Linked DNA regions of Homo sapiens: region 1 is linked to region 2. Evidence: chromatin loops called from intact Hi-C (ENCODE). Cell type or tissue: Caco-2. All regions are shown on one strand. Each heading gives the region's core, and the rest is flanking DNA. Links, peaks and the distances in the headings are about the cores only.

The links. Peaks named below come from ENCODE experiments on the same cell type or tissue, not always from the same donor. Only the 100,000 strongest peaks of a DNase experiment are listed, where the experiment ranks them.
Region 1: a loop joins it to region 2, with 10 times the contacts of the local background. A loop is called at or near these places in 14 of 110 quality-filtered maps.

Annotation. Positions count from the first base shown.
Region 1 is chr19:4,565,573-4,570,943 of GRCh38, reverse strand. No RefSeq gene overlaps it. Among named protein-coding and RNA genes, the nearest start is that of SEMA6B, 8.6 kb to the right of the region's middle. RefSeq lists a silencer at 3,073-3,367 and enhancers at 3,073-3,367, 2,887-3,387. In Caco-2, for the core only: a CTCF peak has its summit at 3,207 (motif pointing left); a DNase peak (open chromatin) is centred at 3,223.
Region 2 is chr19:4,801,726-4,807,096 of GRCh38, reverse strand. No RefSeq gene overlaps it. Among named protein-coding and RNA genes, the nearest start is that of FEM1A, 13 kb to the right of the region's middle. RefSeq lists a silencer at 2,602-2,763. In Caco-2, for the core only: a CTCF peak has its summit at 3,000 (motif pointing right); a DNase peak (open chromatin) is centred at 3,026.

The DNA of each region.
Region 1 (5,371 bases), core at 316-5,315, 240 kb after region 2:
CACGCTTTTTCCTCTGCAGTTCCTTCCCCTTGGAGCACCTTCCTCACCTTGTCACGAGGTCTCCCCTTCGACCTTCAGGCCTCAGCTCAAATGTCCCCTCCTCTAATCATTCCTCATGTTTTTATGGTCGTGCTTATTATTGTCAGAAGCTATCGAGTTCCGATATTGGTTAACGTGTGTAGTGTACCCCCGTCTCCCCACGGGACTGGGAGCCCCATAAGGGTAGGGCTTTGTAGCTGTCTCGGTCACAGCTGTGTCCCCATGCCTGAACACATGTGTCTGGTATACAGCTGGTGCCAAATAATTATTAATCCAATGAGTAAGTAAGTGACTTCCAATTTGGGGTACAGGGCGCCAGAGCTGGATGCAGTTGCTTCCAAGTTGGCGGTTGAGCGAAGATGAGGGCAGGGTAGTTGTGGCTGGGGGAACCCAGGGAAACTGAGGCCCAGCCAGGGCAGTCAGAGAAGGCTTCCTGGAGTCGGGGACACGCATGCATGGCCTTGACTGGTAAGCAGGAGTCAGCTGTAGGGCTTGGAGGACAGAGCGTGAGGTTACTATGTCTGGCTGGTTGGGAGGGCAGCTGGACCTTGAGGAGGCTAAAAAGGTTCCCCAGCAGAGGGGACAGCCTGAGCCAAGGTCTGCAGGGAGGGGCTGGAAATGCCTGATAGTAGGTGAGGGCAAGAAGAAGCTTCAAGTTATTCCCAGGGTGGGAGGTGTCCTTGAACACTGAGGTATAAAAAAAATTGGTTCTAGGCCGGGCGCGGTGGCTCAGGCCTGTAATCCCAGCACTTTGGGAGGCCGAGGCAGGCGGATCACGAGGTCAGGAGATCGAGACCATGGTGAAACCCCGTCTCTACTAAAAATACAAAAAATTAGCTGGGCGCGATGGCGGGCGCCTGTAGTCCCAGCTACTCGGGAGGCTGAGGCAGGAGATTGGCGTGAACCCAGAAGGCGGAGCTTGCAGTGAGCCAAGATCGTGCCACTGCACTCCAGCCTGGGCGACAGAGTGAGACTCCATCTCAAAACAAACAAACAAACAAAATTGGTTCTTCTTCTGTGGGGCACTGGGGAGCCATGGTAGGCCTTTGAGCAGGGGAGTGGCAGGGTCAGAGCTGAGCTTGGGATATGCAGTAAAGGGATGGCTTGTTGGTGGTGCCGGGGTCAGAGAGGAGAGTGGGCATTGCCCTTGAAGGACAGCTCAATACCCAGGCTAGGAATTACCCCTGGGACAGAGCCAGGGACCAAGCCAGCTTCTGGAAGTAAGAAGGATTCAAGGTAGATTGAAAGTAAAACTTCCCTGCTCAGGCAAAAAAGAAAAAAAAAAAAAAAGGGCCAGGCACGGTGGCTCACGCCTGTCATCCCAACACTTTGGGAGGCTGAGGCAGGCGGATCACCTGAGGTCAGAAGTTCAAGACCAGACTGGCCAAACATGGTGAAACTTTCTCTCTATTAAAAAGACGAAAAAATTTAGCCAGTCATGGTGGCGGGTGCCTGTAGTCCCAGCTACTTGGGAGGCTGAGGCAGGAGAATCGCTTGAACCCGGGAGGTGGAGGTTGCAGTGAGTCAAGATCGCACCACTGCACTCCAGCCTGGACAAAAAGAGTGAGACTCCATCTCAAAAAAAAAAAAGAATTTTAGCTACAGACCAGCTATCAGGAAACAAAAAAATGTAGAAAAAAACATATTTCACCTGCCGCACATTGGTTCAGATTACATTCTTTCTTCCTCATGGAGGTGCTTTAGGGTTGAATTTTAAATCACCCACAGTGTACAGAGATGGGGAAACTGAAGCCTGGAGAAGGGAAGTGACTGTCTGCGGTCAAACAGCTGAGGCAGAGCCGGGGTTTGAACCTGGGCTGTGCAGTTCTGGAGCCAAAGCTCTTCTTCTGGGACTTCTTCAGCTGCCGATGTTTTCTGTCCGGGCCTCAGTTTCCCCAACCAGCCAGTGAGATTGGGCTGAGCAGGGCGGGGCAGGATGGCTTGTCGATGGTGCCCCTGGTTCACTGGGGTTTTTTTTTTTTTTTTTTTGACAGAGTCTCACTCTGTTGCCCAGGCAATGGCGCAATCTCTGCTCACTGCAACCTCCGCCTCCTGGGTTCAAGTGATTCTCCTGCCTCAGTCTCCCGAGTAGCCTGGGATTACAGGCATGCACCACCACGCCTGGCTAATATTTTTATTTTTAGTAGAGAAGGGGTTTCATCATGTTGGCCAGGTTGGTCTTGAACTCCCGACCCCAGGTGATCCACCCACCTCAGCCTTCCAAAGTGCTGGGATTACAGGCGTGAGTCACCATGCCCGGCCCCAACAAGCAATTATTTTAATTTTATTTTATTTGAGACAGGGCCTTGCCGTGTCACTCAGAGTGCAGTGGGGCAATCGCAGCTCACTGCGGCCTCCACCTCCTGGGCTCAAGCGATCCTCCCACCTCAGCCTCCCAAGTAGCTGGGACCACAGGCACACATCACCACGCCCAGCTAATTTTTGCATTTTTTGTAGAGATGGGGTATTTCTATGTTGTCCAGGCTGGTCTCAAACACCTGAGCTCAAGTGATCCTCCCACCTTGGCCTCCCAAAGTGCTGGGATTACAGGCGTGAGCCACCGTGCCCGGCCCCAGGTGATTATTTTATTTGGGGAATCCACGCATGAAGCTGCACCTCTCAGAGTTTGTGATGCACGTGGATCCCTGCAGGATCTTGATCAGGTGCAGGCCTGGGTGAGCGGGCCTGGTCCTGGGATTCTGCATTTCTGACAGTGGTGCCCACACAGCTGTTCCCAGACCCACACTCCCAGCAGCACACGGGCCTGCGTGTGATGGGGGAGGAGAGGAGGGCATAAAGTGGGGAGGGCAGAGGCGTCTGGGTTCCAGGAAGGTCCAAGGGGAGCCTCTCTTAGATGACCTGAAGTGAGGAAGTGAGTTGCGTGTGTATCTGGGGGAACTCCCAAAGCAGAGGGCACAGCCTGGGGTAAGGCCCTAGGGCAGGACCATGCCTGGCCTGTTGGAGGAACAGCAAGGAGGCCCTTGTGGCTGGAGCCAAGTGATGAGTGGGAGAGAGGGAGGAGGAGAGGGTAGACAGGGCATGGGGCAGGTTGTACAGGGCCTTGTGGGCTGCAGGGAAGACCCCGGCTTTGACCCCGAGGCAGGTGGGAGCCATGGAGGGGTAAGGGCAGAGGAGAGACGGGACCTGACTCATGTGCTCAGAGGCGTCCTCTGGTGGCTGTTTCGGGAAGGACAGCCTGGGGATCAGGGCGGAGGGGACTGGGCTGGGCTGAGCTGGGCCAGGCAGGCGGGGATGTGAGTGGCCACGGCATGGACGGGAAGCGGTGAGAGTTCTGCGTAAACTCGAAGGCAGAGGCCGCAGGAGTGGCTAATGCTGGCTGTGAGGCTGGTGGAATGGGGTGTGGCGGGGAAGTCAGGATGAGCTCCAGTTGTGTCCTAAGCCATCAGCTGAGACGGAGGACGCAGAAGTGGGGCCGGGTCGGGGGACATCGACCATCCGTTGACCCCGATTGGATCGGTAGCCTCAGTGCCACTCCAGCGAGAACCCCATTAGGGTTTTTGTTTTATCTGTTGTTTGTCTTGGAACTCACAACCGGATCCTAAAACTTACACCGAAGCCTCAGGGGCCAAGAACAGCCCAGACGCGCTGGCCTGGAGGAGAGAAGGTTGGGGGAGAGTTCCCCCAGGAAATTCAGGCCCATGACGGGGTGACAGTAGCTAGGGCGGCGCGGTTCTGGGGTCGTGCCCCGTATGGCTGAGGGTGAGACTTCATGAGCCCCGTGCCTGGAGCGGCTGAGGGGAAGTTGAACCCCGAATCCGGAGCTGGGGGAGGCCTGGCTACAGTCAGGACGGTGGGTGTCATCGGATATAGACGGGGTTTCGGGACCCAGGAGCGTACAAGGCCGCCCAAGAGGGGCGTGAGTCGAGGGAAAAGAGAGACGGAGAGCTGGCGGTTGAGGGGGGTGCAAGGCGGGACAGAAAGCTGGGAGTGAGGCTGGCGAGTGTGGGGCATGGGGGTCGCCAGAGGACAGAGCTCCCAGGAAGAAGAGCTAAACTAGGGGGTCCCCGAGGACGTTTCCATTCCTGAGCTTCAGTTTCCACATCTGCACAGTGGGCTCATGTTTGCAGAGCTGGAGTGACAGCTGGGGGCCTCCTGGAGGGAGCTGTTGCTTTGTGGCCCCTCTCCCCCAACAAGGCGCCCCCACAGAGTACATGCAAGTCCCCAGGGTTGCAGGCAGGAGCCCCCCAACCCCTGGGGCACGCAGACATGTGGGTGCACGGGTGCCCCGGAGAACCCCGCACGCCACGGGGCGCACCCGCCAGCCCCGTGGCTCCCTGTGACCAGGTGTCCGGCAGCCGCAGCGTGGCAGGTGTTGGGGCCGCTTCTGAGCAGGCAGGCGCCGAGCGGCTGCTGGCAGAGGCTCCTCGAGTTTCACGGAGAGAAGCAGATGGTCTTGGGGATAGGGGGAGGCGCACAGGCGTCGGGTAACCCCAGATCGAGGGGGTAAACTGAAGCTAAGTAGATGGGGTTCGTTGTGAAGTGGCCTGGACTCCCCGCAGTAAACATTTGGGGTTCAGTTGTGTGTTATTATCAAAATAAGTAAAATGGAGCAGGATCTGTGGGCTCCGCTGATCCCTGACTTCGGGCAAATGACTTTACCTTTCTGTGCCTCAGTTTCTCTGTCTGTATAAGGGGCCTATTAAGAGAACTCACCAGGCCAGGTGCGGTGGCTCACGCCTGTAATCCCAGCACTTGGGGAGGCTGAGGAGGGTGGGTCACTTGAGGCCAGGAGTTCGAAACCAGCCTAGGCAACATGGTGAAACCCCATCTCTACTAAAAATACAAAAATTAGCTGGGTGTGGTGGTACATGCCTGTAATCCCAGCTACTCGGGAGGCTGAGGCAGGAGAATTGCTTGAACCCGGGAAGCTGAGGTTGCAGTGAGCCGAGATCACGCCATTGCACTCCAGCCTGGGCGAAGAGCAGGACTCTTGTCTCCAAAAAAAAAAAAAAAAAAAAAAAGAGCACTCACCCCTTGGGGGTGTTGTGAAGATTAAATGAGTTAATTTAAGTACTTATGACAATGCCTGGCACCTAGCAAGTGCTTTGTGTTTGCTAGGTGTTTTGTTGTTGTTGTTTTTTTGAGACAGAGTCTCGCTGTGTCACCCAGGATGGGGTGCAGTGGCGCGATCTCGGCTCACTGCAAGCTCTGCCTCTCGGGTTAATGCCATTCTCCTGCCTCAGCCTCCCGAGTAGCTAGGACTATAGGCACCTGCCACCACGCCCAGCTAATTTTTTTGTGTGTTTTTAGTAGAGACGGGGTTTCACCGTGTTAGCCAGGATGGTCTCTATCTCCTGACCTCGTGATCCGC
Region 2 (5,371 bases), core at 243-5,242:
TCCCAGCTACTTGAGAGGCTGAGGCAGGAGAATCGCTTGAACCCGGGAGGCAGAGGTTGCAGTGAGCCGAGATCTCACCACTGCACTCCAGCCTGGGCGGCAGAACAAGACTCTGTCTGAAAATAAATAAATAAATAAATAAATAATAAAATAAAATTGGCCGGGCACTGTGGCTCACTCCTGTAATCCCAGCTACTAAGGAGGCTGAGGCAGAAGAATCGCTTGAACCTGGGAGGCAGAGGTTGGAGTGAGCCGAGATCTCACCATTACACTGCAGCCTGGGCGACAGAGCGAGATTCTGTCTCAAAAAAATACAATAAAATATAAAATAAAAAGAATAAAAAGAAACTGCTCTGCTCAAGGTCCTTGGTGATCTTGTGTTGTTAAATCCAGGGTCAGTTTTACATCTGCCTTGACCTCTGGCCTTTGTCACTCTGCTCCAGCCATGTGAGCCTTCCCGTTGTTCCTATAACATGTTGGGTGCGGTCCTGCCTCAGGGCCTTTGCACAGGCTGTGACTTCAGCCTGGAATGCCCTTCCCCCAGGTACCTACATGGCTCCCTCATCACTTGCTTCAGATCTTTGCTCAAACATCACCGTCTGGCTGAGCTGGTGGTGGGCACCTGTTGTCCCAGCTGCTCCAGAGGCTGAGGTGGGAGGGTCGTTTGAGCCCAGGAGTTCGAGGCTGCAGTGAGCTATGATCAATCACGCCACTGCACTCCAGCCTGGGCGACAGAGCGGGATGCTGTCTCTTGATTCCCTGTGGTATCAAAGGCCTCACCCTCTCCATGCGTGCTCCTCATTTAAAATTCATTCAAGGCTGGACATGGTGGCTCACGTCTGTCATCCCAGCACTTTGGGAAACCGAGGCAGGGGGATGCCTTGAGGTCAGGAGTTCAAGACCAACCTGGCCAACATGGTGAAACTCCATCTCTAACAAAAATACAAAAAATTAGCTGGGCCTGGTGGTACCTGTAAAAAAAAAAAATTAAAAAATTAAATAAAATTGGCCGGGCACTGTGGCTCACGCCTGTAATCCCAGCTACTCAGGAGGCTGAGGCAGGAGGATTGCTTGAACCTGGGAGGCAGAGGTTGCAGTGAGCCGAGATCATACCACCGCATTCCAGCCTGGGTGACAGAGCAAGACCCTGTCTCAAAAAAATAAAAATTAATATAATATAATATAATATAATATAATATAATATAATATAATTCATTCAAAACAGAACCCACCAGATCCCCTGAATAGGCTTCATCTTTCCACAGCACTTTGGAGTTTGAGACAAATACAATCAACTTATTCATGGCCCACATGTCTATGGTCTGCCTGTCCGTGGGCTTTATTGTGGGATCCCAAGGTATGGTCTATAGCAGATGCTCAATAAATGTTTGAATTTGAATTGATCCCCAAGTCTTTTTTTTTTTTTTTTTTTTTTGAGATGGAGTTTCACTCTTGTTGCCCAGGCTGGAGTGTAGTGGTGCTATCTCGGCTCACTGCAACCTCTGCCTCCCGGGTTCAAGTGATTCTCCTGCCTCAGCCTCCCAAGTAGCTGGGATTACAGGCACACGCCACCATGCCCAGCTAATTTTGTATTTTTAGTAGAGACAGTGTTTCACTGTGTTGGTCAGGCTGGTCTCGAGCTCCTGACCTCAAATGATCTACCCGCCTCGGCCTCCCAAAGTGCTGGGATGACAGGTGTGAGCCACCACACCCGGTGGATGCCCAAGTCTTTTTAAAAATTAATTAATTAATTAATTAATTTATTTATTTATTTATTTTTGAAACAAGGTCCCACTCTGTCACCCAGGCTGGAATGCAGTGGTCTGATCACAGCTCACTGCAGCCTCAACACTTCCAGGCCAAGCAATCCTCCCACCTCAGCCTCCTGCGTAGCTGGGACCACAGGTGCACACCATCACACCCAGGTAATTTTTGTAAAGATGGGGTTTTGCTGTGTTGCCCAGGCTGGTTTCAAACTCCTGGGTTCAAGTAATCTGTCCAGCTCAGCCTCAGGCTCGCAAAGTGCTGGGATTACAAACATGCACCACCATGCCCAGCTGCTTTTTTTTTTTTTTTGAGACAGGGTCTCACTGTTGCTCAGGCTGAAGTGCAGTGGTGCGATCACAGCTCACTGCGGCCTGGACCTCCCAGGCTCAAGCAATCCTCCCATCTCAGCCTCCTGAGTAACTGGGATTACAGGCATGTGCCACCACACGCAGCTAATTTTTTTGTATTTTCAGTAGAGACGGTATTTCACCATGTTGGCTAGGCTGGTCTCGAACTCCTGACCTCAAATGATTCACCTGCCTCATCTTCCCAAAGTGCTGGGAATACAGGCGTGAGCCACTGTGCCCGGCCCTACATTTTTTGTAGAGATGGAGTTTCACCATGTTGCCCAGGCTGGTCTCGAACTCCTGGGCTCAAGCAATCCTCCCGCCTTGGCCTTCCAGTGTTGGGACTGCAGGCATGAGCCTCTGCGCCTGGCCTCAAGTCAGTTTTTCCGTTTCTCGATTCCACGTTCGCTTCCTGCTAGCCGGTGTATTTTGTTCATTCCCCCCATTATCCGTTCATTCCCTCGTTGAGCAGTGTGTATTGAGCATCTACTGTATGCCTGGGATGGCTTCAGATCGAGTGAACGCTGTTTTCTGGGACGGATCCCGTTGCTGCCCTCATAGGGCTCACAGCTCCAAGGGGAGGCAGACACAGGAATGGGTGGTCTCGTGTGGGCTTGCCCTGGGTGTGATGGGGATGCAGAAGTAATAGGGGGTGGGGACCCGGGGACAGGGACCTGAACCCACCAGTAGTGCTCAGAGCTCTCTGCAGCCCCCAGGAAGGAAAGGGCACTCCAGGTGGAGGGCATGGCACAGGTAACAACCCTGAGGGGTAGGAGGGAGCGTGGACCCTCCGAGGGACCGAGGGGAGCCAGTGTGGCCCACCGTGGTGCAGGCCTTGTGTCCCCCAAGCCTGGAGGCAGGGGGCGCATGAACTATCTGTGGGGACCCAGAAGGTGCCGCAATGAGCCAACAGTGTCACCAGAGGGCACCATCGGACAGCGGTTCCAGCCTCTCCCGACCCCGGCTGAGGAGGGGACGGTCCCTCTTTCCCGGGCCTGCTCCAAAGAGAGAGCCCAAAGGGGGCTCCCTGAAAAGTGCCCAGTCCCCAGCCATGCCAACAGCCCCCTCGTCCCTCTGTAAATTGCAATAATAGGCCTGGTGCGGTGGCTCACGCCTGTAATCCCAGCAGTTTGGGAGGTCGAGGTGGGTGGATCACCTGAGGTCAGGAGTTCAAGACCAGCCTGGCCAACATGGTGAAACCCCATCTCAACTAAAAATACAAAAATTAGCCAGGCGTGGTGGCAGGCACCTGTAGTCCCAGCTATTCGGGAGGCTGAGGCAGGAGAATCACTTGAACCCGGGAGGTGGAGATTGCAGTGAGCCGAGATGTCACCACTGCACTCCAGCCTGGGTGACAGAGCAAGACTCCACCTCAAAAATAAATAAATAGGCCGGACATGGTGGCTCACGCCTGTAATTCCAGCACTTTGGGAGGCCGAGGCGGGCGGATCATGAGGTCAGGAGATCCAGACCACCCTGACTAACACGGTGAAAACCCGTCTCTACTAAAAACACAAAAAATCAGCCAGGTGTGGTGGCGGGTGCCTGTAGTCCCAGTTACTCGGGAGGCTGAGGCAGGAGAATGACTTGAACCCAGGAGGCAGAGGTTGCAGTGAGCTGAGATCGCGCCACTGCACTCCAGCCTGGGCAACAGAGCGAGACTCCGTCTCAAAAAATAAAAATAAAAATAAAAATAAATAAATAGATAAATAATACATTGCAACAATAATGACAGCCAAATACCTATCCCCATCGGCAGGTCACCAGGGCTTTCTTTGCCCCATTGTGCAGATGGAGAAACTGAGGCACAGAGAGGTAGTGTCGCTTTGCAAAGTCACACAATGAGACTGCAAGGCCGGGACTAGGATGAGCCAGAAAGGCCCCTCAGAGACAAATTAAAGCCAGAGTTAATCGTCAGGGGTGCGCAGGTGTGGGATCTTTGGAAATCACTGTCTAATGTTGTTTCCAGCCCAATTGGAGCCCAGAGGGGGCAGATGCCAGCCTGAGGCCACACAGCAGGCTCTTCTCCAGTCCCCTCCCCCAAGAGTGTCTCGCTGCAGCCCTGGGGTTTGCCTGGGCTCACAAATGCCATCCCCAAGTGCCCCTGGGCGGGGATCTTTTATTTTTAACCTGTTCACTGGCTGTGGCCTTATTATAGCCCTGGGAGGCTGCCACGGTTTCCAGTTTCCAAGGGAAGCTGCAAAACTTTTTATCTTCCCAGGAAAAGGAGTGTCTGGGCGCAGTGGCTCTTTCCTGTAATCCCCATATTTCGGGAGGCTGAGGTGGATCGCTTAAGCCCAGGAGTTTGGGACCAGCCTGGCCAACACAGTGAGACCCCTGTCTCTATTTTTATTTTTTATTATTTATTTATTTATTTTGAGACAAAGTGTTACTCTGTCGCCCAGGCTGGAGTGCAATGGCACGATCTTGGCTCACTGCAACCACTGCTTCCTGGGTTCAAGCGATTCTCGTGCCTCAGCCTCCCGAGTAGCTGGGATGACAGGCATGCACCACCACACCCAGCTAATTTTGTATTTTTAGTAGAGACGGGGTTTCGCCCATGTTGGCCAGGCTGGTCTTGAACTCCTGACCTGAAGTGATTCTCCCGCCTCGGCCTCCCAAAGTGCTGGGATTACAGGCGTGAGCCACCACACCTGGCCAAAATCAATGTATTTTCTTTTCTTTTTTCTTTTAAGAGATGGGGTCTTGCTATGTTGGCTAGTCTTGAACTCTGGGCCTTCAGTGATGATCTCATCTCACCTTCCTAAGTGGCTGGGATTATAGGCACATGCCATTGTGGCTGGCTCTTTAATATATTTTCTATTGCTTGAGCCAGTTAATATTTTTCTTTAAATAGGCTTTGAAAATCAACCTTTATTTTTTGGGAATTAGATCTTGGTGATGGTTGTACAGCCTTGTAAATGTACTAAAAGCCCCTGAATTATCCATGTTAAAATGGTGAATTTTATGTTTTGCAAATTATATCTACATTAAAAAATGTAAAAGCCATTAAAAATGTAAATGCTGACCAGGCGCAGTGGCTCACGCCTGTAATCCCAGCACTTTGGGAGGCTGAGGCGGGCGGATCATGAGGTCAGGAGCTCGAGACCATCCTGGCTAACATGATGAAACCCCGTCTCTACTAAAAATACAAAAATTAGCCGGGCGTGGTGGCGGGCGCCTGTAGTCCCAGCTACTCGGGAGGCTGAGGCAGGAGAATGGCGTGAACCTGGGAGGCGGAGCTTGCAGTGAGCGGA